2 separate regions of the Homo sapiens genome follow, and region 1 is linked to region 2. The links are chromatin loops, found by intact Hi-C in ENCODE. Cell type or tissue: IMR-90. All regions are shown on one strand. Each heading gives the region's core, and the rest is flanking DNA. Links, peaks and the distances in the headings are about the cores only.

The links. Peaks named below come from ENCODE experiments on the same cell type or tissue, not always from the same donor. Only the 100,000 strongest peaks of a DNase experiment are listed, where the experiment ranks them.
Region 1: a loop joins it to region 2, with 7 times the contacts of the local background. A loop is called at or near these places in 1 of 110 quality-filtered maps.

What each region holds. Positions count from the first base shown.
Region 1 is chr11:8,645,624-8,657,961 of GRCh38, reverse strand. It overlaps TRIM66 (tripartite motif containing 66), which reads left to right. Exons shown (of 25, transcript NM_001388022.1): 7 at 6,059-6,162; 8 at 8,075-8,222; 9 at 9,414-9,546; 10 at 9,876-9,992; 11 at 11,401-11,515; 12 at 12,075-12,221. Among named protein-coding and RNA genes, the nearest start is that of TRIM66, 31 kb to the left of the region's middle. In IMR-90, for the core only: no CTCF peak of the experiment used is centred there; DNase peaks (open chromatin) are centred at 5,631 and 8,401; H3K27ac peaks cover 367 bases.
Region 2 is chr11:8,712,038-8,724,375 of GRCh38, reverse strand. It overlaps DENND2B (DENN domain containing 2B), which reads left to right. Exons shown (of 20, transcript NM_213618.2): 5 at 6,484-6,635; 6 at 8,558-8,773; 7 at 9,670-9,766; 8 at 10,334-10,378; 9 at 11,641-11,825. LOC107984308 (a long non-coding RNA gene) reads right to left here and starts at 6,192. Exons shown (of 2, transcript XR_001748118.2): 1 at 6,088-6,192; 2 at 4,844-5,295. In IMR-90, for the core only: no CTCF peak of the experiment used is centred there; DNase peaks (open chromatin) are centred at 4,905 and 6,375; H3K4me3 peaks cover 650 bases; H3K27ac peaks cover 6,827 bases.

The DNA.
Region 1 (12,338 bases), core at 1,747-9,746, 67 kb after region 2:
CACCTGTCGCTTCTCTGACTTCTCTCCCAGTGTTGCCCTAATCACGGCAGCAGGGCCACAGATAAGCCTGCTGGCAGCTGGGGCAGAAGCAGCAGTCACTTTAGGGGTGACTTGGACAAAAATTTGTCTTTCTAGCAGGGTCTGGGTATTTGGGGATTGGGTGCAACATGTTTCTTGAAGGTGGTGCTGCTCTGAGTGGTGGGTTGGAGGAAGCCTTCAGGGGCTGTGTGGTGGGGGCCTTAGCTGGTGCTCCTGGTGCTCAGTAGACTGGGGCTGCCCGGGGGTGGGAGGGCAGGACTGTTGGTGAGGATGTCCAGCCTGCCAGAGGATACAACTAGAGTGTTTTTTCTCGTTGCTTAGTGTCTGACAGAGGCATAGGGAGGTAGAGCATCTTACCTGTGGCTACAGAGGTAATCAGGGACTGCTTAGTAGTTCACGGTATCACCTATGTTATACAAGGGCCATGTGATTTTAGCTAAGCTCCTCCCTGTCCCAGGGCCTCCATGTCATCATCTGTGTGGTGGGGAATTGGCTGGATGAACAGTGAAGCTCTGTCCAGCTTTGGGTCTACGGGTTGGAACTAGCGGAGGAGCATCAGGCTCCTCCAGTGGATGCTATTGCTCTGTTGGGATCAGAGCTCGGACCCCAGCTTCAAGTTGCCTGGAGCCCTGGACAAGAGCTGTGGAATGAAGTCTTCCTAACCCTCAGAGGATTGCTTAGCATTGGCCTCAGGCTTATGCAACGAGTGTGTCCTCACTTGGTGGCCTAAGCTGACCCGATACCAGCTTTCTGAGACCTCTTTGGGATTTCTCTCCTCCCCTACCTCTCTGGTGTCCGTGTTGCCTTGGCCCTGCTGTTCATGTCTGAAACAGACATGTGTGGGCCCCACTTCCTTGCTGCCTCACTAAGTCTTAGGCTCAGCACATGTTCTAGGTCCCAGCAGCGGTCTTGGTAGTGCCAAACCTCAGGCTGCACTCTAGGCCTGCTCATGGGTCCTGCAGTTGAGCTGTGGGAGTCTGGCTCCCAGCTCAGTGCCAATCCCCGGGTACAGGGATATCAGGTCACTACCTGTCTGTTGGGAATCTGCCCTTTTCTCTGCCAGAGGGGAGCTACATCACAGCTGAATTCAGAGTCTTTCCTAACTTCTTAGAGTCTCTTTTTAAAGCGGGGTGAGCCTGCCTTTCTCAGCTGCATGATACAGGAGACAGCTATCAGGCTCAGCCACAGGGGAAGGGGATGCTCTCTCTAAGGTGCTGGGTCTCAAACTTGGTTGTACATTGTATTCGCCTGGGGAATTTTTTACACATGTAAAGTGCCTGGTTCAGAGAGTGGTGGTGTACACATGAAAATTTATCCCACACCTCTCAAGGACCAGAAGTGTTTGCACTTGTGACAGATGGACTAAATGTCCTCCGTTTTCAGAGCTGCTCTGCTAGGCTCCTAAGTTCTCAGGAACACCTCTGGTGTCTGTGACTTCCTCATTCTGGAGGCAGAAGCCCCACATCTCCTGAGGATAATCATGTGGACTTGGGGCCCTGTCTCTATATTTCTCAGAATCAGTGTTCTTATATGTGAAACACAAGAGTAGGGCTGTCATTTGAATAATAATTAACTGAATAAAATAGAAAAAAGCATGATATCTAAATAATATTTTATGTGCAGTGTGATTTAAATATGTATTTATAACTAAACTAATATTAAATATTGTTAAGTAGATGTTTGATTATACATAGCTCTAAGAGTTGATATATGCCTTGTCTAAAGTAAAACTTTGTTTTGATATCCTCATTAAAAGATGGAGAATCTCTTTAAAAATAATAAAAAGTCAAGGTTGACACAGCTTGATGGGGTTAGGGACTTTGTGAGGGAAGAGAAGAATTTCTGGACAAAGGTGTTGTGACACAAAGGGAGTGCATGTCCTTTGGATCCACTCTGGGGCCCGCAGCCTCCCTGGGACAGTGCCTGCACCACTGTGATGGTTCTCCACCTCTGCTCTTTGCTGCACAGCCCCTCTTAGAGGGCTAATCTCTTAAATCCAGGATTCCTTTCAACTACGAGCTTGTTCCCTGACTTTCTGACAAGGCTGATAGCCAGGGTGCCATTTGGCTGTCTGTTCCTTCCTATCTTGCCCAAGAGAATATTTTTTTTTTAATTTTTTATTTTTATTTTAATTTTTTTTGGAGACAGAGTCTCACTCTGTTGGCCAGGCTGGAGTGCAGTGGCATAATCTCAGCTCACTGCAAGTTCCGCCTCCTAGCTTCAAGCAATTCTCCTGCCTTGGCCTCCCGAGGCTGGGATTACAGGGTGCCCACCACCACGCCTGACTAATTTTTGTATTTTTAGTAGATACTGGGTTTTTCTATGTTGACCAAGCTGGTCTCGAACTCCTGACCTCAGGTGATCCTCCTGCCTTGGCATTCCAAAATGTTGGGATTACAGGCATGAGCCACCGTGCCTGGCCTCCAGGAAAAAAAAACGTCTGGCTGCTGTAGGCAGAGTAAATGGGTTGGATAATTTGTACTCCCCTGCATTCCTATTCCCTCATTTTAATGGTGTAGAAAGTAAGGTTGAGTGAAAGGGGGTGACTTACCCAAGGTTACATAGTTAGATACTGCCAGCCCTGGGCCTAGAACTCATATTTTTTAATTAAAAGCTTTTCCCAAGCCCCACACCTCTGCTTTCCTTATAAACCTGCACTGGCTTTTTTTCCAGAAAACTTCCAGGTGGCTTCTTACTACTTTCAGTGCTGTGAGTGCAAGGAGTACACATGGAACACACAAACTCCCGAAAAATGCAGTCCTCTGCCAGGCACAGTGGCTCATGCCTGTAATCCCAGCACTTTAGGAGGCTGAGGTGGGTGGATCACTTGAGGTCAGGAGTTCGAGATCAGCCTGGCCAACATGGTGAAACCCTGTCTCTACTAAAAATACAAAAATAGCCAGGCGTAGTGGCAGGTGCCTGTAATCCCAGCTACTCAGGAGGCTGAGGCGGGATAATTGCTTGAACCCAGGAGGCGGAGGTTGCAGTGAGCCGAGATTGTGCCGCTGCAGTCCACCCTGGGTGACAGAGCAAGACTCCACGTCAAAAAAAAACAAAAACAAACAAAAACAAAACAGAAATGCAGTCCTCATTTACCATCATCAACTAGATTCTTAAAAACTGTGATTTTAAGCAAAACAATGTACAGCAGTTCCTTAAGTAAACATCCTTTTGTTATAACATTGATGAAGAAAACTGGTTTCATTATATGTCATCATACTTAAAGTTGCCGTTTCCAAGAACCTACCACTGATGTTAAGTGAGGACTTACTCTATAATTGTTCAATCTGCTAAAAACCAGGTAATATCCTTTAATACCAACTGTGGTTTATTTTTGTGTGCAGACATATGAACAGGTATTTAAAATGCAATGTGATATTCGTTGTACTGGAAGGATGTTCAGGGTGCTGCGGGAACCCAGAAGAGGGACTAATTAACTCATCCCGGGGGAAATTGATCTTGCTGCTCAAAGGTGGAACATTTGAACAGGTATGAAAGGATGAATAGGAGTTTATCTGAAAAGGAGAGGGGCAAGAAAGAGTATTTCAGGAAGAGGAAACAGCATTTTTCACAGACACAGAGTCATGCAAAAGTCTGGTGTATTCAAGAGATAGCAGAGATGTTGGGCATGGCAAAAACACAGGTTGTATGTTAGGCAAAGCTAAAGATGAGATTAGAGAGAGATAAGGTCAATTTACAAGGGGCATTGAATGCCAAGCTGAGGACTTTGGCTTTAAGGCCAAGGGAGCAGAGGATGTGTGATGAGGCCTTGTTTGACCTATTCAGTTCTTTCTCTTTTTTCATTCTGCTCGTGAGGCCATGTTACAATGACTGATGTTTGGGCATCTGGTACCCGGGATGTCTTGTGGAAGTCGTTTTCAACAATTAGAGCAGCATTTCTGTCCTGCTGTAGATGAGGAGGTCACCTCAGGGTGAGCCAAGTGGAAGAGAGGGACAGTAGCCTTATTCCCCTGGATGATGTCACCTGTGGAGAGCATCCTTCTCCACCTCTGGCCATTGTTCTTGACAGGCAGGAGAATATGCAGGACATTCCAGATACAGTCCTGTCATTAACACCCATGGCTCTGCAAAAACTCAGAAAGTTTTTCTTTTCTTTTCTTTTCTTTTTTTTTTTGGTGGGGTGAGGGAGTATTAAACTATTATTTTTCATGATTTTGTGGATTTCTATTTTCCTGGGATGTATCAGTTAGCTTTTACTGCATAACAAGCCACCTCTAAACTTTGTGCTTAAAACAACTAAACTTTATTTATTTTATGATTCTACAGTTTGGCTGTTTGGGCTGGGATTCTCTGGGTAATTCTTCTGGTTTGGCCTGGGCTTAGCTAATTATAACTGTGTTCACTCTTGCACTGTATTCAGCTAGTGGGTTAGTTGGGGCTGGCTGGTCTATGATGGCCTCAGGTGGGATGCCTGAGACAACTGAGAACTTTCTCTGCATGATCTCTCATCTTCCAGCAGTCTCAATGCCAGGTTAGATTTTTCACATGGCACTCTTAAAGTTCTAAGAACAAGAGCAGAATTATATAAGGCCACTGAGGTCTAGGCTTGGAAAACTTGTCACTTTTGCTGCATTCTGTTGGCCAAAGAAAGTCACAAGGTGAGCTTAGATTCAAAGGGCAAAGGGTCCTACCTCTTTTAAAAATTAAAAACTCATCACTGACCTGAAGCTCGTGGAGAGTCTTACCTTTTGATGGTAGGATTGCAAGGGTATGGATGCAGGGAGGGGAAGAATTTGTGGCCATTTTTTGAATCTACCACTCAAACTAACTTTCGTCACCAGAGAGTTGGTAATTGAGTTTATTGCATTACTGTGAATAGGATATGAGGAATCTTTTGAACTCCAAAGTTGACATTCATGGAGGACCATGTGATTTCTGAAGTCTTATCTAATTTAATGTGCACAGCAACTCTTATTTTCCCTATTTTACATATGAAGAAACTGGGGTACAGGGCAATTAAGTGAGATTAAGTGTTTTGCCCAAGGTCATTGGCTGGTAGGCCTGGTATTTTGGACTTACATTTGTCTGACTATAAGTCTGGAGCAACTGCCATCATATCATTCTTTCGTATTTTGAAGAGATGAGACAGAGGAGATTGTAGCGGTACTGCTGCATTCACTGCCATAGCCAACCCCTTTCCAGATCACCCTCATCCCTGGACACAGGTACCTTGCCCTACTCCAGAGGCTCATTTTCTTGTTCCTAGTAGGTTGACTGCCCTTGCGGTGGGCCGGCAGAATCACTGTGGTCTCCAGGGTGGGAGTCTTCTGCTGCTTTTATAGTCCAGAAGCCCACTATGCTGAAGAATATGTTAGAGACTGATGTATTTCTCTGGGGAGAGATTGTAGGTCAAGCTGTTCATAGGTAAAATATACATATATATGATGCATCTAACTTGGTCTATGGGGAGAGAGCCCTCCAAAAGACCTCTGAGCCTCAGAGGCAGACTGACTGGTATATGCTGTACTAAGAGAAAAATACCTCCTAGATGAGCGGGCAGGGAGGCCTTGCCTTTCTCTGACTAAAGCCTTCTGGAGGCTTTAGCTTCGAGATCTTCCAAGTCATCCTGCTATGTGGTAACCTTAATGACCTGGAACTGTGCCCAGACTAAACTGACTCTGGATCTTGGCTAGTGATGGGAGCTGTGCTCTCAGGGATGTGGAATGAGGAATGGGAGCAGCAAGAAGGCACCTGATTGTCAGAACCAAAGCAGCGTTGGGCCTGTAGTAGCATGGTTTATGGGGCAGGGAGGAAGGTAGGACCAGGTAAAGACAAGAATGTGAGGAGACCAGATGGTCTGTAGGGAAGGCCCCAATGGGATGGTCATGTTCAGGGTACCCACATACTAAATGCAGGCTATGGCATCAAGTGTAGTTCATTTTGGCACACATGGGTATTGCCATGTATCTTGGTGTTGTGTATTAGAAAGCCTTATGTCCAGGCCTTAGTTATAATCAGCCATGTTGCCCTGACTCTGCTATCTTTCTTTCTTGCACAGAGCTCATCTCCTGTCCTGGGTGTGAACGAGTATATCTTACCAGGGATGTAACTGAACATTTTTTTCTGCATTGTGTTCCTACTGAGCAACCCAAGATGGCCAGGGTAAGTCAGGACAAGGAAAGAAGCAGCTGATCTTTTTCAGAAATCTGTGAGGCCCCTGTCCATAAGTCTTCTATCCATCCATCACTCTATCATCTGATTTGTTACTTCTCCATCAGTTTTCCTAATCATCCATCCATCCATCTAGAAGAAAATAAAAATGCATGAGTTGGGGGAAACAATGAGGGGGTTTTCTATTAAGTGAAAATTATTGACTTTTTTTTGTGTCAATCCCTTTAGCAGAAGGTGAATGTAAGTTAAGATATATTAAGAGTTGCTTACTGTCTATATAATTATTTTTCTCTCTCTTACAGCTCTTGCTGAAAAATACCAGTACTGGGCTTTTGTTTTATTTTTTTAATCATCCTGAGTTGAAATTCATGTACCAGCCTGGATTAAATGGGTTTATTAACCTTGCCTGTATTTAACAACTATCACCTTTTTCCTGAGTTTCTTAAGGAAATTTTTATCACTTATTGGCCGGCAGCCCTTCTGTTCCTCTTTCCACTAGGGTAAATTAGTAAATTAGTAATTTACTAATTTACTTACTTGTTCCTGTATCTGATTTGTGTTGAATGTCTCACATGTGCCAGACCCTGTGCTGGATATTAGGGAGATCGACCCATATACTCTACATTCAAGGAATTCATAGTTTAATTAGTAGAACTTTCAGAATTCACATCAGTTTGGTGGCCTCTGTGATTCAGACACAGATAGGCCAACTTTTCCAAATCTCCCCTTCTCTTGATGTTTTATAATAGCCCGGGCAAGATATTTGCTTACGAAATGAATGAACATTTGGACTAGGAGAGGCCTAGGTACCCTCAGATCAGGCAGAGCCCAGGTGTGGGAGCACAACTCTGAACGCTGGTCTATACTTGCCCTTCCTTGGTTGCATTTGACCATCTTGCTGTGTACTCCCATATGTGGGCTTTCTCCTCTCTGAAGCACATTGAATTTCCTGCTTTTGCCAGTGCTTTCCCTCTGTTACAACATTTTCCTCCCTTATCTGCCTGGTGAACCTACTTGTCATTCAGTATCCAGCTCAAGTGTTTCCTTTTTGTAAAACCTTTCCTAGCCACTCCTAGACTGAGTTCCAGGAAGGCTTCCTTTGCTTCCTTAGCATGTGTTGCATCCTTTTAATTACAGCATTACTCAGTTAATGTGTACCATCCTGTGTGCTGTGGATAGCATGAGATCAGATCCTTGGCTTACGCATCTGGGTGTCCTTAGCTTCAGCACAGGACTTGTGTGAACAGCCCCTGAGACAGCTGCTGCTGCTGCTCCTCCTCCTCCTCCCTCCCTCCCTCCCTCCTTCCCTTCCTCCTTCCCTTCCTCCTTTTCCTTCTGCTCCTTCCCCTCCTCCTCTCCTCCTCTTCCTCCTCCTCCTTCTTCTTCCTTCTCCTTTGCCTTCTTCCTCATCCTTTTTTGAGACAGGGTCTTCCTCTGTTGCCCAGGCTGGAGTGTAGTGGTACGATCTTGGCTCACTGCAGCCTTGACCTCCTGAGCTCAAGCGATCTTCCCACCTCAGTCTCCCTAGTAGCTGGGACTACAGGCATGTGCCACCACTCCCGGCTAATTTTTGTATTTTTTGTAGAGATGGGGTCTCACTATGTTGCCCAGGCTAGTCTGAAACTCCTGGGCTCAAGCACTCCTCCTGCCTTGGCCTCCCAAAGTACTGGGGTTACAGGTGTGAGCCACCATACCTGAAGTAGCCACTGTTCTTTTGGTTACAAAGGATGCTTCCTTCCACAAGCCCCGGCATGTTACTCCCAGACAGCTCTGCAGAATAGGTTACACTCCAAACTGGTGGAGGAATAGGCCTGCAGGACCCCTGTCTTTAGAGCATTTACCACTTGTGGAGGCAGACACAAATGAGGATAACATCAGTAACTCCAGAACTCTCTGCTTCCAGAACTGCTCTGAGTGCAAGGAGAAGAGGGCAGCACATATCCTCTGCACCTACTGCAATCGCTGGCTGTGCAGCTCTTGCACAGAGGAACACCGACACAGCCCTGTCCCCGGGGGCCCATTCTTTCCTCGGGCCCAGAAGGGATCTCCAGGTACCAATCCCACCTCTCCCTGCCCACTCCCATGCCCTAAAGCAGGGCTGAACCCTAAGATCCCTGGAGAATAGCTCTCCGATCTTGTTTTCTTGCTGGGGGAGAAGGTAGGGACAGTCTCAGAGCCTTTCCCAAAGGAAGTCTCCTTCAGAGTCAAAGGGGTGACTCACTCTCGTCCCTCCCTGTTGATGGTGGGGGTGGATGAGTGTGGATGAAATGGTATAGAGAGGAAAGTGTTGAATTATTGTGGAAGCTGGCTGAGCTCCCTGCCTTTCCCCTCTAGAGTAATCATGTTACCCTTCTAATTTATTTACTTGATTAACTTAGTCTGGATTAGGGCTTGTTTGTTTGTCTACCCAGCACCATCTGTTTTATTTTTATTTTTATTTTTATTTTTTTTTGAGATGGAGTCTCACTCTGTCACCCAGGCTGGGGTGCGGTGGCATGATCTCGGCTCACTACAACCTCCACCTCCTGGGTTCAAGCGATTCTCCTGCTTCAGCCTCCCAAGTAGCTGGGATTACAGGCATGCGCCACCGCGCCCAGCTAATGTTTGTAGTTTTAGTAGAGATGGGGTTTCGCCATGTTGGCCAGGCTGGTCTTGAACCCCTGACCTCAGGTGATCCGCCCACCTTGGCCTCCCAAAGTGCTGCGATTACAGGCGTGAGCCACTGCGCCCAGCCACCATCTGTTTTAAATGACAATCTTCTTGAAAGTCTTTTCTCAAGGCCCTTGAATTGTGGGAGGGGTTCTACAACTGTCAAATCCACAGGAACCAGAGTTCATGATCCACGTGATCTAGCCTGGAGCCTGGCAAGGCTGGATAGCTGGTTTCAGCTCCATTAAAAACAGAATCCTGATTAATGAACAGGTTAAGGTTAATTGTGAAGGATTCATTATTTTGCAGGAGATCTATGTGGAGTAGTAGCAAGCGCCTTCCTCAGCCTCTGGCAGGTAGTGGGATGCTTGGGCTTGATGGTGTGCTATTTCTGGACAACTGGGCAAATCCAGCCAAGCTCAGCCCAAAATCCTCCTTGTGCCCCTGGAGAGTCATCTCCTGTTTATAACACTTCCCCCGAGCTCTGTATTTCTGCAGTGTCCTCTGAAGGCTGAGAGCTGTGCAGCAAAGCTTAACTGAGAGGTTTGTCTACCTGAGCAAGAGAAGCTCACTTTCTCTGTCTTCTCTGGCAGGAGTGAATGGTGGTCCCGGAGACTTCACCTTGTATTGTCCTCTACACACACAGGAAGTACTCAAGCTATTCTGTGAGACATGTGATATGCTCACTTGCCATAGCTGCCTAGTGGTGGAACACAAAGAACACAGGTGGGGCTGACAGACTGCCTGAAATGGGCTGGGGAGGGCTCTGGATTTCTTACTTGTGAGAGCTCTGGGAATCCCCGTGCATCAGAATCTTCTCCCTGCCCAAGCCAACCTGCAGCCCCTGGGCTGAAGTTTTTCTCTGCTCCTGTTGTAGGACTTCCCTGGAAAAGGCCTAATGGGCCAAGAGCCTGTGGTGCCTTAGACTTTCCCTAGAAGTCATCACAGCTTCCATGGGTCTGGCTGAGACAGTTCCCTGTGGAGATTCCCGCTTGGTTGGCATGCTCAAAGTAGGACTCAGCCCTTCTCAGCTTTTTCTCTGCCTCATCCCCTAGGTGCAGACATGTTGAAGAAGTTTTGCAAAACCAGAGGATGCTTCTGGAAGGTGTGACTACACAGGTGGCACATAAGAAATCCAGTCTACAGACATCTGCAAAGCAAATTGAGGACAGGTAGCACAGGCTAGTGCCTTGCCAGTGCTGGAAATGCTCTGTTCCCGCACACCCAGGGTTCCAACACCAGGCCGTCAGATGTAGTGCCTGTGAAGAGGAACTGTGGTTAAGCAGATGTGGGCATATGTCCTAGAAGGCATATGTCTTGGCCTTTGAGGTCTCAGGGCCAGGGAGGGGTCATTAAGTCATCCCTTGGTGGCTGAGACCAAGCTAGGTCAGGATGATCAGAGTGAGTCTGGGTCAAAGAATATGCCTTATGAACTAGCCAGAAGTCGGTGCTTGAGAACAAGGGTACCAAGCAGACACTAGGGAAGAGAGTGCTGCTTATTATGAGGGTGGAACAAACCAGGGGCAATCTGTGCTTTATCACCCCTTTCCCTGTGTGTTCTCTGTAAATCTACAAGTCACATGAAATCATTGGTATTTTACATAGGAAGAGGAAGTGGTAGGTGCTGAGAGCACCTCATGTGTCAGGCACTGGGTTGGGTATCATATATGCATTATTTTGTTCAGTTCTTGCCATTCTTTCAGTTAGCGATTTTCTCCATTTTACTGATGAGGAGACTGAGGTTCATAGAGGTTTGGTAACTCATCTGAGATCACACAACTAGCCAGTGACTGTGCTGGGTTTAGATGGTAGGTCTGTGGTGACTTCAATGCCCATGCTTTTTAAATTTTTAAAAATAGCTTTACTGAGATATAATCTACGTATCATAAAATTATTCTTTTTAAATGTATAATTCAGTGGCCTTTAGTATATTCACAGAATTGTGCAACTGTACATAATTACTGTCTACGTTTAAAACATTTTCATCCCCCCAAAAAGAAGCCACATTAATATAAACATTATTATATGTTTATAATAAACATTATATTATATGTTTATTGTTTATTATATAATTATATGTTTATTATTGTTTATTATATAATATGTTTATTATATAATATGTTATTATGCCAATAATATAAACATTATTAGTCACTCTCCATTCCCCCAACACCCCCCGGCCCTCAGAAACTACTGAGGCAGTATGCATTCTGCCTCTTTTTACCTCATGGCGACATTTATTGGAGCATCCTCCTTTTAAACACAACAAATTACAGTAAATTATTCCCATACTTTCTCTTTTGGTCCTACCTCTAGTGCTGTGTCAACTGGTGGGCTACTGGGTTGACCTTGGTGTAGACTTGAGGTTTACCTAGAGAAAACCAAGCTGAACTTTGATCAAGTGGGGCTTTGTACAAAAGGTGGGATGGTGGAGGAAGGCTCTCTTTTTTTTGTATTTGGTGTCTGCTAGGCCCTGATCTCAGTAGGCAGCCTCCAAGTTGGTTCTTATGTTTGCTGTCTCTTCGTCTTCATATAGTCCATGAGGAAAGCTTACCATGGTTTGTCCCATTGTGTTTACAGGATTTTTGAAGTGAAGCATCAGCATAGGAAGGTGGAAAACCAGATCAAAATGGCCAAGATGGTTCTGATGAATGAGCTGAACAAACAGGCCAATGGGCTAATAGAGGAATTAGAGGTATGTATAGACAGATGGATCAGATGGTTGGGTTCAGAAACCATCCATATATCAAGCTAGTCCCAGGACCTAGGGAAGCCTAGGCTGTAATTCAGATATGCAGCTTCCATAGCTCTGTGCTGCTCCCTGTATTTTAAAATGTCAGCCTAATTTTGGGAGGGTGGCTCATTAAGGGCTAGAAAATCAGTTCAAACTGATTTTTGATGCTATGTCTCTTAGGCAGCTTCCATCCTTAACTGCTCAGGGTTATAGTCTTGGAAGAGAAAGTCATGAAACAAACCACCTTCTTCACCAATTTATGCCCAAGAGATGTAGACATTTATTCATTTCCTCTTTCATTTATTACCCATTCCATATTTGCACTATAAAATCTCCCACCATCTCCCCCTCCCCTTTTCCATCAGCCAGCATCCCATGGCAACACTCTGCCCTGCTGTCCTCTCAGGGGTGTAGTCTCATCTGATTCCATCAGTGACACACACAAGCCACCAGACTTCCCAAGCAGGTGGATTACAGTCCAGTAACAGGATCAAGGACTCTGTCTTCTCTCTGTACCCAGGGGATTACTAATGAGAGAAAGCGGAAGCTGGAACAGCAGTTACAGAGCATCATGGTTCTCAACCGTCAGTTTGAGCATGTGCAGAATTTCATCAACTGGGCTGTCTGCAGCAAAACCAGTGTCCCTTTTCTTTTCAGCAAAGAGCTGGTAAGAGGAATCTCCCAACTCCTCAGCCTGTCCTTGAAGCTTATCAGAGCATCCCCTTTGTCAGAGGGGCAATGAGGCAGTCCTTGGAAGTGCCTTTTCTTTTTAGGATGGAAGGAG
Region 2 (12,338 bases), core at 1,472-9,471:
AATACATGAGAGAGAGAAGTGGCCCAGGGTAGAGGGAAACCTCCAGATTATCAGAAGCCTGGAATCTTTTTTTTTTTTTTGAGACGGAGTCTCGCTCTGTCACCCAGGCTGGAGTGCAGTGGTGCGATCTCGGCTCACTGCAAGCTCCGCATCCCGGGTTCATGCCATTCTTCTGCCTCAGCCTTCCCAGCAGCTGGGACTACAGGTGCCCGCCACCACACCTGGCTAATTTTTTTGTATTTTTAGTAGAGACAGGGTTTCACCGTGTTAGCCAGGATGGTCTCGATCTCCTGGCTTCATGATCCGCCTGCCTCGGTCTCCCAAAGTTCTGGGATTATAGGCGTGAGCCAGAAGCCTGGAATCTTATGAAGAGAGGGCCATCTGTTCCCTCATTTGATCTGAGCCATTGGTTTCACAGCCGTTTCCTTACCACTTGCTGGGCCATTGTTTCTGGGGAGACAGCAGCCATGCTGGGATGTGCAGGGACACTGCTTTCCCAGGAACAGAGCGTATAGTATGTAGCCATGCAAAACTGGGTCACAGCAGGAAGACTGTGGGAATGAGGTCCCTAGAACCGCAAAAGAGTTTGGGGAGGGAGGCCCTTTCCCTTACCACTGGGGAAAAGACAGCTTTGTACCTATAGGCCACCCAGAGCAGAGGTCAAGAGCTAGGGGCATCAGAACAAAAGATCCAGAAGCCAGGTGGGCAGTTAAGGAAGATGCCCCAACTGCAGCCCATACCCCAGTTCTACTCAGCCACCCAAGAGGCAGCCAGTGCTGTTCCTGTATTTCTCACCTCCTTATGCAAGACTAACATCCCAGAGTGGAAGAAAGTCCTCCCGAATGAGTGAGTAGGCAGAGGCCTAGACACACTTGCCCTCCTCTTTCCCTTCTCTCAAACCTGACCTAAGAAGGCCTGGGGAACAGCTGTGTTGCCCAGAACAGTTCTTCCAAAATTCTGCCCCCCAAACATTGCCCCAAAAAATCCTGAACAGAGCCCTGGATGGTGGAACTCTGGACAGAGAGAAATGGTTGAAGCCGTCCCTTTCTCAAATTATTTCAGTTCAGATGATCCAAGAACGTATCCCCACAGGAAATCCTTGTCAGATAATAGAGAATGGGAGGACCACAGGATTGCCAGCACCCAGCATAGTCAAGGGACATCAGAAAAACACAGCCCTCTCTGCCCACGGCAGCAGCCACACTGGGTGCTCCCAGGGTCCTGGGCAGCAAACTGACACATTGCAGTTTCTGCCAAACTAGAATGTACCCTGCAACAGGAGGTAGGGAGGGGGTGGGGCAACAGAGCTGCCTCCCCACTCATTAGGGAGGACTCTCTTCCACTCTGGGTGTTGCATGAGGAGTTAAAAAAAATATGGGAGCACCTTGGCTGCCTCTTGGGTGGCTGAGTACAGCTAGGGGTCAGCGCTGTGTGGGCAGAAGGTAGAGGTAGCTGCTCACCTGGCTTCTGGATCTTTGGAGCACTTAGAGAACAGGGAAAGAAGAGAGGGGGAGGATGCAGGAGAAAGGGAGGGGAGCGACCCAGGCACCAGTTTGGGAATATACTGCATCGGATGTTTAGGTTTTGCTTTGGCCTCGTGGGGTGGTGGGGGTGGTTTCCGGAGTCTGCAGTTAGGACAGTGCCCTGTGCGTGTTTTCCCTTTTTATGTCCCCATAGCAGCCCAATCTGAATTTCTGGGACCTGACTAGGGAGGCCAGAGGGAAATACAGAGGAAAATACTCTCTTTCTGTTAGATTCTGGTGGGTTTCCTTTTCCTTCCCTGGGGACAGGCCCGAGAGTTTGGAGCTCCCCACAAGGCTTCAGGGGGTGTCTTATTGCTGAACTCAGAATGGCAGTTTCCCGTCTTGCTTAGGACTGATCAGTGGCTCGGACTTCCTGGGAGCCGTCTCTCTGGTCTTGGCCCAGCCTGTGCTCTGTGGGGTGAAGGATGACTCTGACCCCGCTGGATCAGGCTCCTGCAGGCATGCAGGAATGGAGCTGTTGGGAGGCAGAGAGCCTAGTGCTCATCTCCATCTTGGGTCCTGGTGATTGGACTGGAGTCCTGTCTGTCATAGGTGGAGGGCCAGTTGGCCCCAAGACAAACATGTCTGTCTGTGAACAGTGGACTCGAATGGGGGTTGTGGAGGGTTTGCTGGCCTCCTGCCTACACTAGGCATGATGCCTGAGGAGCTGGGGTGGGGTACTCCCAAACATACTGAGGTTTACCTTGCTAACTTGCAGAAAAGGAGTTCGGAAAGAAAGTTACTGCCTTGCTGCTTCCAGGGCTGCTATTTCCCGCCTGTCCCATCTCACATCTGCCCCTGGAAGATGCTGCTATTCTACCAGGCCTTATGTTTGCATTCTGAGCCTGACACTTAAAAATGCACCCAAGGAAGCAGCTTGTTAAGGAATTATGTGGAGTGGCCTCGGCGCCTGAGCTGCATTCCTGCAGATTCCCACTCCCATCAGCTAGCCTGGGCTGAGGGAGCGTTTCCAGGAACTTCAGTGGGATGCAAGCCGGGGACCGGGCCAGTCAGCCTGGACTGCAAAGTCTTTTGAGCCTCCACTCTCTCTGGTTGCTTCCCTTATTTGCCCCCAGGCTGGGAAACAGTAAGGAGCAGAGGGCACCCACTGGGATGGAGGTTGCAGTGGGAAACAAAACAGCCAAGAGGTGCAGCCCAGGGAAGGTGCCGGGGCTGTCGAGAAATGGTGTCAAGGCTTGGAGGGTGGGCAACAGCCAGCCCCTTAGAGGCCCCAGTCTGATCTGTTGCCAGGGAGTTGGGCTCTTATCCTGGCCCTTTCTGTCCTGTGTGAGAGAGGGAAAAAGGCTGAGAACCAGGAGAAACAGCTGGTTGGAACCGGACGGAGGTTGTTGGGGAGGGAAGCTGCAGACCCAGGACCCTAGTAATGGGTGTGGTCCAGGAAGCTTAGGACTGTGTTTGGAGAAATTCTCAGTGCCTGTGCGTATACACACACCCCTTTCCTAACTGGTTTTTCCAGTTAGGTTGGGGCTGGGGGAGTGCTGTATGTGTGGTTAAGACCAAAGGAGTTATGGGGAGGAGTGAAAGGTTGTGGAGAGGAGTGGGAGGTTGTAGGGAGGAGTGGGAGGTTGTGGGGAGGAGTGGGAGCAGGGCCCAGAGGGGCTGGATTCTTCCTTTAAGAGGATTTGTGTGACACCTTTGGGCTCTGATAATCCCCTTTTAGAAGAGTGCAAAGCAGAAATTCTCGGTGATGCCTTTTGTCCCTTATTTCATCATCCAAGCTGGGAAAGGTTGAGACCTCTGGCTTCTCCAGCTGGGCTTGCTGAGGGCCAGGCCTTCAGGGAAGAGGGTCCACCTCTTCGTCCCTCTCCAAGGGTCATGTGGACTGTCCCAAGAAAGCTGTGTGGGCAGGAATGCAGGTAGAAATTTGCAGTCTGCCAGGCTCCCTGTCTCCCATTCATGCCCCTGCTGAATCTCCCATTCAGCCTTAGCTCCTTTAGCTCTGTCCTCCCTAGGATGTTCTGCACACCATTTCCCAGCCTACCGTCTCCTCCAACTCTGAGCCATTCCTTTGATACTTATTTGCTCTCAGCTGGTTCAGTTTAGTGGTCCAGGACTCAGGGTCCACTTGTCTCTGTACATCTCCATCCCCTGGTCCCCTGTCCACCTGGAGAGATGACTGGGAGAATCTATTTGAGACAGCTCCTCCGGGGCAGTCAGGAATGGTCCAGGAAGCTGAGAGATGAGTTAGGGCAGTGAAGGGACCAAGCTGAGGCTGGGGAGGCAGCGTGTGGGCTGCAGCCAGCCGTCTATTTGCTGGAGAACTGATTAGTGGCTTTGTTACATTAGACAGGATGTTAAACATTGCTGGAGAAGAGAGGCTGGCACAAGGGGCTGGGGAGGAGCAGGCCTTCCTGAAATTGAGTTTCCAGAGACAGGACCTATCTTGAGAACCTGATGTTGCTGGCTGTTTTCCCCTGGGTTGTCAGTGATGTGCACCAGGCTTGTACATCTATTACTTCCCTGGGCCTCAGTATCCTATGTCTTTTTCTTGGAGCTTTGGATTTTGTATCAATATTCAAAGCTCTTACTGTAGGGAAAAGAAGGAAGGAAGGAGGGAGTGAGGTGAAGGAGGGAAGGATGGAAAAAAAAGAGGGCTAGTCTTGGGACTCATGTCACACTCAGAAGCCATTGGAAGTTTAGAAAGCTCTATCTAAAGCAGTGGTTCTCAGTTGGGGGACAACTTCACTCTTCCCTCCCTCCATTCCTGCCTCCCTCCCTCTCTCTCCCTCCTTCCCTCTGTCCGTCCCAGAGAGCATCTGGCAGTGTCTGGAGACATTTTTGGCTGTTATAGCTAAGGAGATGCTAATGTCTCCTGGTGGATAGAAGCCAAGGTTGCCACTAAACATCCTAAAAATGGACAGGACAGTCTACCACAACAAGAATTATTCAACCCCAAATGTCAGTGGCTTGGAGAAACCCCTGGGATTGGGACAAGGCTTCCTATAGGTTGGGGATGACAATAAAGGCCCTGGCTGATCATGCAGTCCAAGGCAGTTTCGATTTGTTGAGCTTGGCATAAATGTTCTCCCTGCCGTGATGTGGACAGTGATGCTCTGGTCCTGTTTTAGGGGATCAGAAGACTGTGTCCTGGCATTCTCCCTTCTTAGTTCCCCCACCTCCTCACTCCTGCAGGGCATATGTTGGGGAAGGATCAAGAAGTAGAGAATCCATCCCCAACACCTCCCTAAGTGCCCCACAGTGGGGTAGGCTGGAGAAAACATGCAGGGGGTGCCGGGTTTGCTATTTGGCTTCTTGCGACAGGGCTGCTGGGCCAGCTCCGCTTAGTCAGGGCTCTGGAATGGAGACAAGTCATTTTAATAGCATGACTGTGTTACAGGAAAAGGTCTGTTCCATTGCTGGGGACTCTGCTTGGAGTTGGGAATCACTTAATCCAGTCCCAAATCCCAGTGACCCATCTTTGACTCATAAGTTTACAGAGATTTATATTGCTCCCACTGCAGTCTATTTAGCTGTCACTGAAATCCCTCCTTCACACCCACACCCTAACTCTGTTAGAGCATTTCCTAAATTCGTTGTGGTTCTGCATAAGTAGATGCCACAATGTGGAGGGAGCTCCACTTTGGAAATGGAGGAATCTGCAAGCATATAGGGATTGGCTCTTCTCCCGTGTCCTCTCTAGGAAAGCTTCACTCTCAGCAGCCTTTGTTCCTCGTCCTCCAGCTCCTTCTTCTGCCTGCTTCCTGAGGAGTGGGGTCTGAGTTCCTCTGGGGCGTAAGGCACATTCAGACATCTGTAGAACAAGTGTGGGACTCAGTGGCACCCAGGCTCAATCCTGCTGCTGAGCAGAGGTGCTGGAGTGAGTCCTGCTCTGCAGCAGGAAAATAGGGAAAGGGGTGCAGAGAGGGCTGTGTTCTGAGTTCCCCAGGGACCTGTTCACCCCACGGATTCTGCCACCAGGATTGAGCTAGGACTGACCCGGCCCATGGTGTTACTCTATTTTAGAAAATGTGTGTGTTGGAGGGGTGGGGGCAGGAGATACAGCTTGTGGAAAGGAGTGCCACTCAACATCTTCAAGGGCAGGGATTCTGTTTTGGACTTTTCTGAGATTTTCTGGTAATGCCAATACAATGCCCGCTGCCAGAGATTTTAGAACTAGTCCTGAGAAGCAAGAACTCCCCTCACCCCCACCCTTTGGCCCAGACTCCTTCCAAGCCTTTCACACCTCCCCTGTGTCACAGCAGGAGAGTTTGTTCCAAAAGGGGAGTGTTGATGGTTCTCTTTTTGCTGAGATCAGCGGTAGAGGGAATAGACACTACAGTAGGAGAGTCATCGAACAGATCATTACTGAACACTTCCTCCTTGCTAATCACTGTTCCGTTCCGAGGTTGCCTCAGTGAACAACACAAAACCCTGCCCTAAAAGACTTGTTGAACGGCATCGTAGGTGAGAAGGGGGCCTGGCGAAGCCCTGCTCCCTACGGTTCTGTGAGTTCCTCCATGCCCACCCTCCAAAGTAGGTCCCCAGGGAGATCCCCTGAGAGTTGGGTGAAGGGACAGCCATGTGACCTGAAAACCCTTCCTACCTTGAACTGTGTTATCTCTGGGGTGTTTGCAGCAGAGGGAAGGGAGCCAAGGAAAGACTCTTGTTGCTGGCTTTGTCCTCTGGCTGGGCACAGGCAGGGGTGGCTGAGCCAGTCTTGTGCAATCCCTGAATTTATAAAGCAGAGGCCAGGCTGAGCTGGGCTGGGGGTGGGGGGTTGGGGGGGGTGGGGGGGTGGGTCTGCTTCTGGACTTGGAGCCAGGATCTGTTTGTAGCCTCCCCACTGCAGACGGGCAGCTGCATGACTCATGAGCTGAGGGGCCAGGCAGAAGCCATTCTCTTTGGTTCACAGGAATTCTGCTTGTTTATTTGTGTGTGTGTGAGTTCGTGTGTTTCCTTCTTCCCTTCTCCCCCTTCTCTAACTCTTCCTCCTCTGCAGGAGATCTGCCCAAGGAGAATCCATATGAGGATGTGGACTTAAAGAGCCGAAGAGCAGGACGAAAATCCCAGCAACTGTCTGAGAACTCCTTGGACTCTTTGCACAGGATGTGGAGTCCTCAGGACAGGAAGTACAACAGCCCGCCCACACAGGTAACTCAGCCCTGACATCGGCCTGTAGGGTTAGCGTGAGGGCCACAGTGGGGGCCTGCTCTTCCAAGACTTGGGCCCAGCTTCCACTCAGGCTTTTACCCTCACTAGTACTTGATAAAGGGTCTACGGCCATACCACCCTGAACGTGCCCGATCTCGTCTGATAAAGGAGGTCTCCTCAGCAAAGGACTGTGCACTCAAGGATGTCCACCATGTTGAAACCTCTGTGGACAATTGGCACCTGCTCTGAGGGGCATCCTGTCCTATCTTCTTTCCCTTCCTACACAAGCTCTGAGCTGCAAAACTCAGCCAGGAGCCCTTGCAGTCTCCTCTCTGATTATTTATCACCCTGTGGGAAACAGGAAGACAGGGCCCTAGTGGGAGTCTTGGCATTCTGCAACTCTGCCAGAAGTCATCTCAGTACTGGCATTAGGGGGCTAGGTGTAGGTCCCCAAACCACATTTGGAGAGCCAGACAGGTGTCTGTGACACCTGGAGCCAGTCCTGTGGGAGAGAGTAAGCATGAATCTTTAAGGAATGGATGGGGAGAAGGCAGAATGACAGGAAAGGTGAAAAGCCAAAGGAAGCTCTTGGACTTCAGCTCCTTCTGTCCTTGTCCAGGATGTCAGGAGGCAGGTGGAGAGGCTTCTCTGACCTCCCCAGGTAACTCTAATTCTCTTTGCAAATGGAAGGACCTGGATATTATATAGCATTGGCCAGATAATATAAAATGATAATATAAAAATGATTTCTTCTGCCTTTGGAATAAGGTGTTTGTTTTTATAAAAGATTTACCCCATAGCTGGGAGTGGTGGCTCACGCATGTAATCCTAGCACTTTGGGAGGCCAAGGTGGGCAGATCATCTGAGGTCAGGAGTTCAAGACCAGCCTGGCCAGTGAAACCTCATCTCTACTAAAAATACAAACATTAGCTGGGCATGATGGCGCACGCCTGTAGTCCCAGCTGCTTGGGAGGCTGAGGCAGGATAATTGCTTGAACTCGGAAGACGGAGGTTGCAGTAAGCCAAGATCGCTCCACTGCACTCCTACCTGGGCGACACAGCGAGACTCCGTCTCAAAAAAAAAAAAAAAGATTTACCCTCTAATTAGGACTCTTTTCAAACAGGCTTCCCCTGAGTTTGCATTGCCAGATTGATTGGGTGAGAACAGGAAATTGGGGGCTGTGGAGGAAGGAGGATTTGCTGAGGAGTGAGGAGAGGCAATTCCAGAACCAGACAGTGGTTGGGTGTCTGTGGGATACTTGCCTCCTGACAGGGTCCGCGACAAGGATGGTGCCCTGGGATGAGAGGTCAGCGCATATGGAGAGAGGCAGAGAGTAGATCAGGGCTGGGGAGAGGGCAGCCAGGGCCTTGTGGGTATGGGATCCAATTCAGTGTGAGGCCTGCCTGGCCCAGCTTTGGTGGTCAGAGCCCAGAGCCCCTGTGTTCTCCATGGGAGCAGTTAGGAGGGCCAGGCTGCAGGATCTCCCAGCCCAGCAGGCTGGCCAGTAGGTTATGGCCTCTGCTGTCAGAAACCTTTTAGGATTGGCTCGGGAGCAGAGGTCCGGAAGACTGGTTCCATCACCCAGGCCCAGTAATTCTTGTCCCATAGCTCAGGAGGACCCCCGCAAAATTCCCACTTAGTCTTCTTTTTCCACTCAGATGAGAGCACAGGTGTTTTTAGCCTCTGCTTTCGTTTTTTGCTGGCAGTAGTGAAGCTTCCTTTAGGGAAGGCAAGTATCTAATCTATCCCTGACCTGGCTGATTAGCAGCTAAAGTCTTAAGAGAGGGATGGAAGTTCCAGGGCAAGATGGCGGGGATCCAGGGATGCCGGCCCTTGGCCTCTGTGTCCCCATCCCAGCAGACAGACACTGGCCAAGGCCTCTGTGGCAAGCCCCTCTCGCACGTCCTCTCCCCCACGCCAGCTTTCCCTGAAACCCAACAGCCAGTCCCTGCGCAGTGGGAACTGGTCAGAAAGGAAGAGCCACCGGCTGCCACGATTACCCAAGAGGCACAGCCATGACGACATGCTGCTGCTGGCTCAGCTGAGTCTGCCGTCCTCACCCTCCAGCCTCAATGAAGACAGCCTCAGCACCACCAGCGAGCTGCTGTCCAGCCGCCGGGCCCGCCGCATTCCCAAGGTACCCTCCCCAGAGGCAGCCCACTGGAGCCGGGCAGGTGGGCGGGCAGGCAGCCAGCCTTTCTCTCTCTTTCCTGGCTTCCTTCCTTCCCTAATCTGGACTGCTTCCTCGATTCCCTTTGAATAAATTCTGGGTCCGTGCACTGGCCTCTTTTTCATCTGATTAATTCCCCTTTCTTATCAATAAAGATGCATTAACTGACCTTGGTGCTCAGATGTTAGAGGAAGGAAAGTCTAGCCGAGGTTCCCCATTAGTAAGTGTGGTGTATGAATTTTGGGGTATCCGCACACATAAGCATTTCCAGGCTTTCAAGGACCTAGGACTCAAACAAGGGTTCTTCCTATAACTCTCAGCATTGAAGAATTTTCAGCAATGATTTTCACACATAGGCAGCCAGGCCCAAATCCCCAGCCCAACGCAGCAGGATTTAGCCAGATGGTATTTTTAACCTGCAAACAATGCTTGGGTATATTGGGAATTTAGCTTCTTCCTGTCGGGGCCCCAGGTTATGGCCCAGAGGGGAAAGGCTAGAATCCTTGTTCCTGTTATTGCATCTCAGAGGCTCTTTGTCTCAGTTGGTTCAATGACTCTTGGGACCCAGGAGCTACCATCCTGTCTAGTTTGATCACAGTTCCTTCCTCTGGGGAGCTAAGTTTAGTGTCCTTGTCTTGGGGCAGGAGACCACTCCTGGGGGACTAGGTATATGGAGAGCTACCATGCATGGCTGGTGAGTCACCACTTGAGGTCGGTTCTGCAGTTAGACCAGTCCTGGACCCAGCGGGTGCAATGCAGAAAGCTTGTACCATTAAGGGCAGGGATGGGCTCCTACTCAGCCTTCTTGGAAGTAGGGCAGCTGGTGTTAAGGTTACCTCACCCATCCTGCTTTTCTCACCCAGCTTGTCCAAAGAATTAACTCCATCTACAATGCCAAGAGAGGAAAGAAGAGATTAAAAAAGTTGTCTATGTCCAGCATTGAAACAGCATCACTGAGAGGTAGGCTTTGGTGCCAGAGCTGGTTCAGCTGTTTGGGGCCCTTGGGCATTAGGAACGGGAGAGGCATCAATTTACCTGTGGAGGGTAGAGCCCTGCCAGGAAATGGCCACGTAGGAGGGAGGAGCAGACAGGGAAGAAAGGTCTGGGATGGGTTCCTTCAGACTTTGGGCTGTGAGGCCCTGAGCAGGGAGGTGGGTGTGGGAATCGGCTTCTGCAAAAGGAAAGGCCAGACTCACTGAGCATTGCGGTCTGTTTCCCATTTCAAATCTTGACCTCCTGGAGGCAGGGTCCATCTTTTCCAGGCCTGTAGGCCCCTCTTCTGGCTCAGCCTCCAACTCAGGCCCTCAGCTTCCCTCATGGGTTTGAATATAGGATTCGCAGTGTGAGCTCTGAAGGAGCCTGGCCCCAGGCCACTCAGCTCCCTGCCTGCAGATGCCTGACCATGGGCCCAGAGTAGCCCAGAGAAGGTAGAGATCCATCCCCTGTGAGAAAAGCTGGGGTGGTGGGGGAGCAAAAAACATTGGCTGTGAGGTCCAGCAAGTATGTACTCTGCTGTTCCTTTTCCAGATGAAAACAGTGAGAGCGAGAGCGACTCTGATGACAGGTTCAAAGGTGAGGCACAGCTCCCATGAGTACGGAAGCTCTCCCAGCAGGGCTGCAGGGAATCAGCCTTCCCTTCCGATGCATGTGTGGTTCCAGTGTCCCTAACCGGCCTGATGTGGAGAGGTGACAGACAGGCCAGATACCAGAACAATAGAGCAGGGAGCCACAGGGAAGTCTGTCCTTATAGACATGTGAGCTCAGCCCTGCAAGGTTAAATCCAGATGTCTCCCTTTGCCAAATGTAAGGGTGGTGACCTGCCCAAACTGTCCCAAGCCATTGTCCATGGGAGTTGGGTGCTAGATTTGCCTGGTAAATGTTGTAGATCTCAGCCGGGCGCGGTGGCTCATGCCTGTAATCCCAGCACTTTGGGAGGCCAAGGCGGGCAGATCACGAGGTCAGGAGTTCGAGACCAGCCTGGCTAAGATGGTGAAACCCCATCTCTACTAAAATAATACAAAAATTAGCCAGGCACGGTGGCGGGCGCGTGTAATACCAGCTACTTGGGAGGCTGAGGCAGGAGAATCACTTGAACCCGGGAGGCGGAGGTTGTAGTGAGCTGAGATCATGCCACTGCACTCTAGCCTGGGCGACAGAGCAAGACTCTGTCTCAAAAAAAAAATTGTAGATCTGGAGGGTCAGAGAGGGGTACAGAAGATTACAAGGACCTCTTCTGGCAAGAAATGTGCCGTAGACTGAGGAAACTGTTTCTCTGGAGGCCCTGCAGTCCCCCATCTCCCCTGTCCCCAGAGAGGAGCTTGAAAAGGTTCTGGAACCTTCACATTCCAGGGTCCTTGGATAAATCTTTGTGCTTTCTCTACTGGGAAACCCTGCCTAGGCCTTCCTGGATGATTATCCTCTCATCCCCAGGCAAATGGGCAAGTGGACTTTGGATGTAGGAGCATGTCCTGCTAGGGGCCCAAGGATGAAGCCTTCGTGGATGTTCGTGTATTCTAGTCCTTTTGGTACAGGGACAGAGTGGGTGCCAAGATACATCCCTGGGTTTGCCTGGCCTCGGCAGTCCTCCTGCCCCAGCTCAGTCTCCAGAGGCTCCAGGAGGACCAGGCCCGCAGCTTCCTGTGTCAGGGCAGAGTCTTTGTGCAGGGGTCAGCACCTTGTGCCTGCCGGTCCTCCTGCACTGTGAGCTGGGGATGGTATCAGACTAGGCTCACGTACTTAAAAGTGCTCCACAGCAATGGAGCCCTGAGCCAGGGGTAGAGGAGTTAACATGAGGCCTGTGAGGGTCCATTCCCTGATGTGCAACCTGCCTCCAGCCCACACACAGCGCCTGGTCCACATCCAGTCGATGCTGAAGCGCGCCCCCAGCTATCGCACGCTGGAGCTGGAGCTGCTGGAGTGGCAGGAGCGGGAGCTTTTTGAGTACTTTGTGGTGGTGTCCCTCAAGAAGAAGCCATCGCGAAACACCTACCTCCCCGAAGTCTCCTACCAGTTTCCCAAGGTGAGGCCTTCTCTCTCCCCACCTTGCCCATATTCCCCCTCTTCCATCCTCTATCCGCCAGGCCTATCTGGGGAAGGAGAGAGATCTTGTTCGTCATACGTCCTCACCGAGCTGCCACAGCCCTGAACCTGCCTCCTCTCAGCCAGGAGGGAAGACAGGGCTGCAGCGGGGGTGGGTTTGGGCCAGTGCTTGTTCAAAGGATGAGGACTAAGAAAGAACCTCTCAATGTGCTTATAATAAAATCCAGAACAATTGAATACCATACAGTTCACCCACTTAATGTATACAGTTCAGTGTTTGGGTGTATTCACAGAATTGTGCAATCATCACCACAGTCAATTTTAGAACATTTTTATCACCCCAAAGAGAAACTCTGCACCCACTAGCTGTCACTCCGCACTTCTCCCACCAGCCTGTCTCTCACTCCGCCTTCCCTGCTTGTCGCCAGCCAGCCTGGCCTCCCTCTTCTTCCTCTCACACTCAACCCCTCTCTCTCTGCCATTGCCTCTGCCA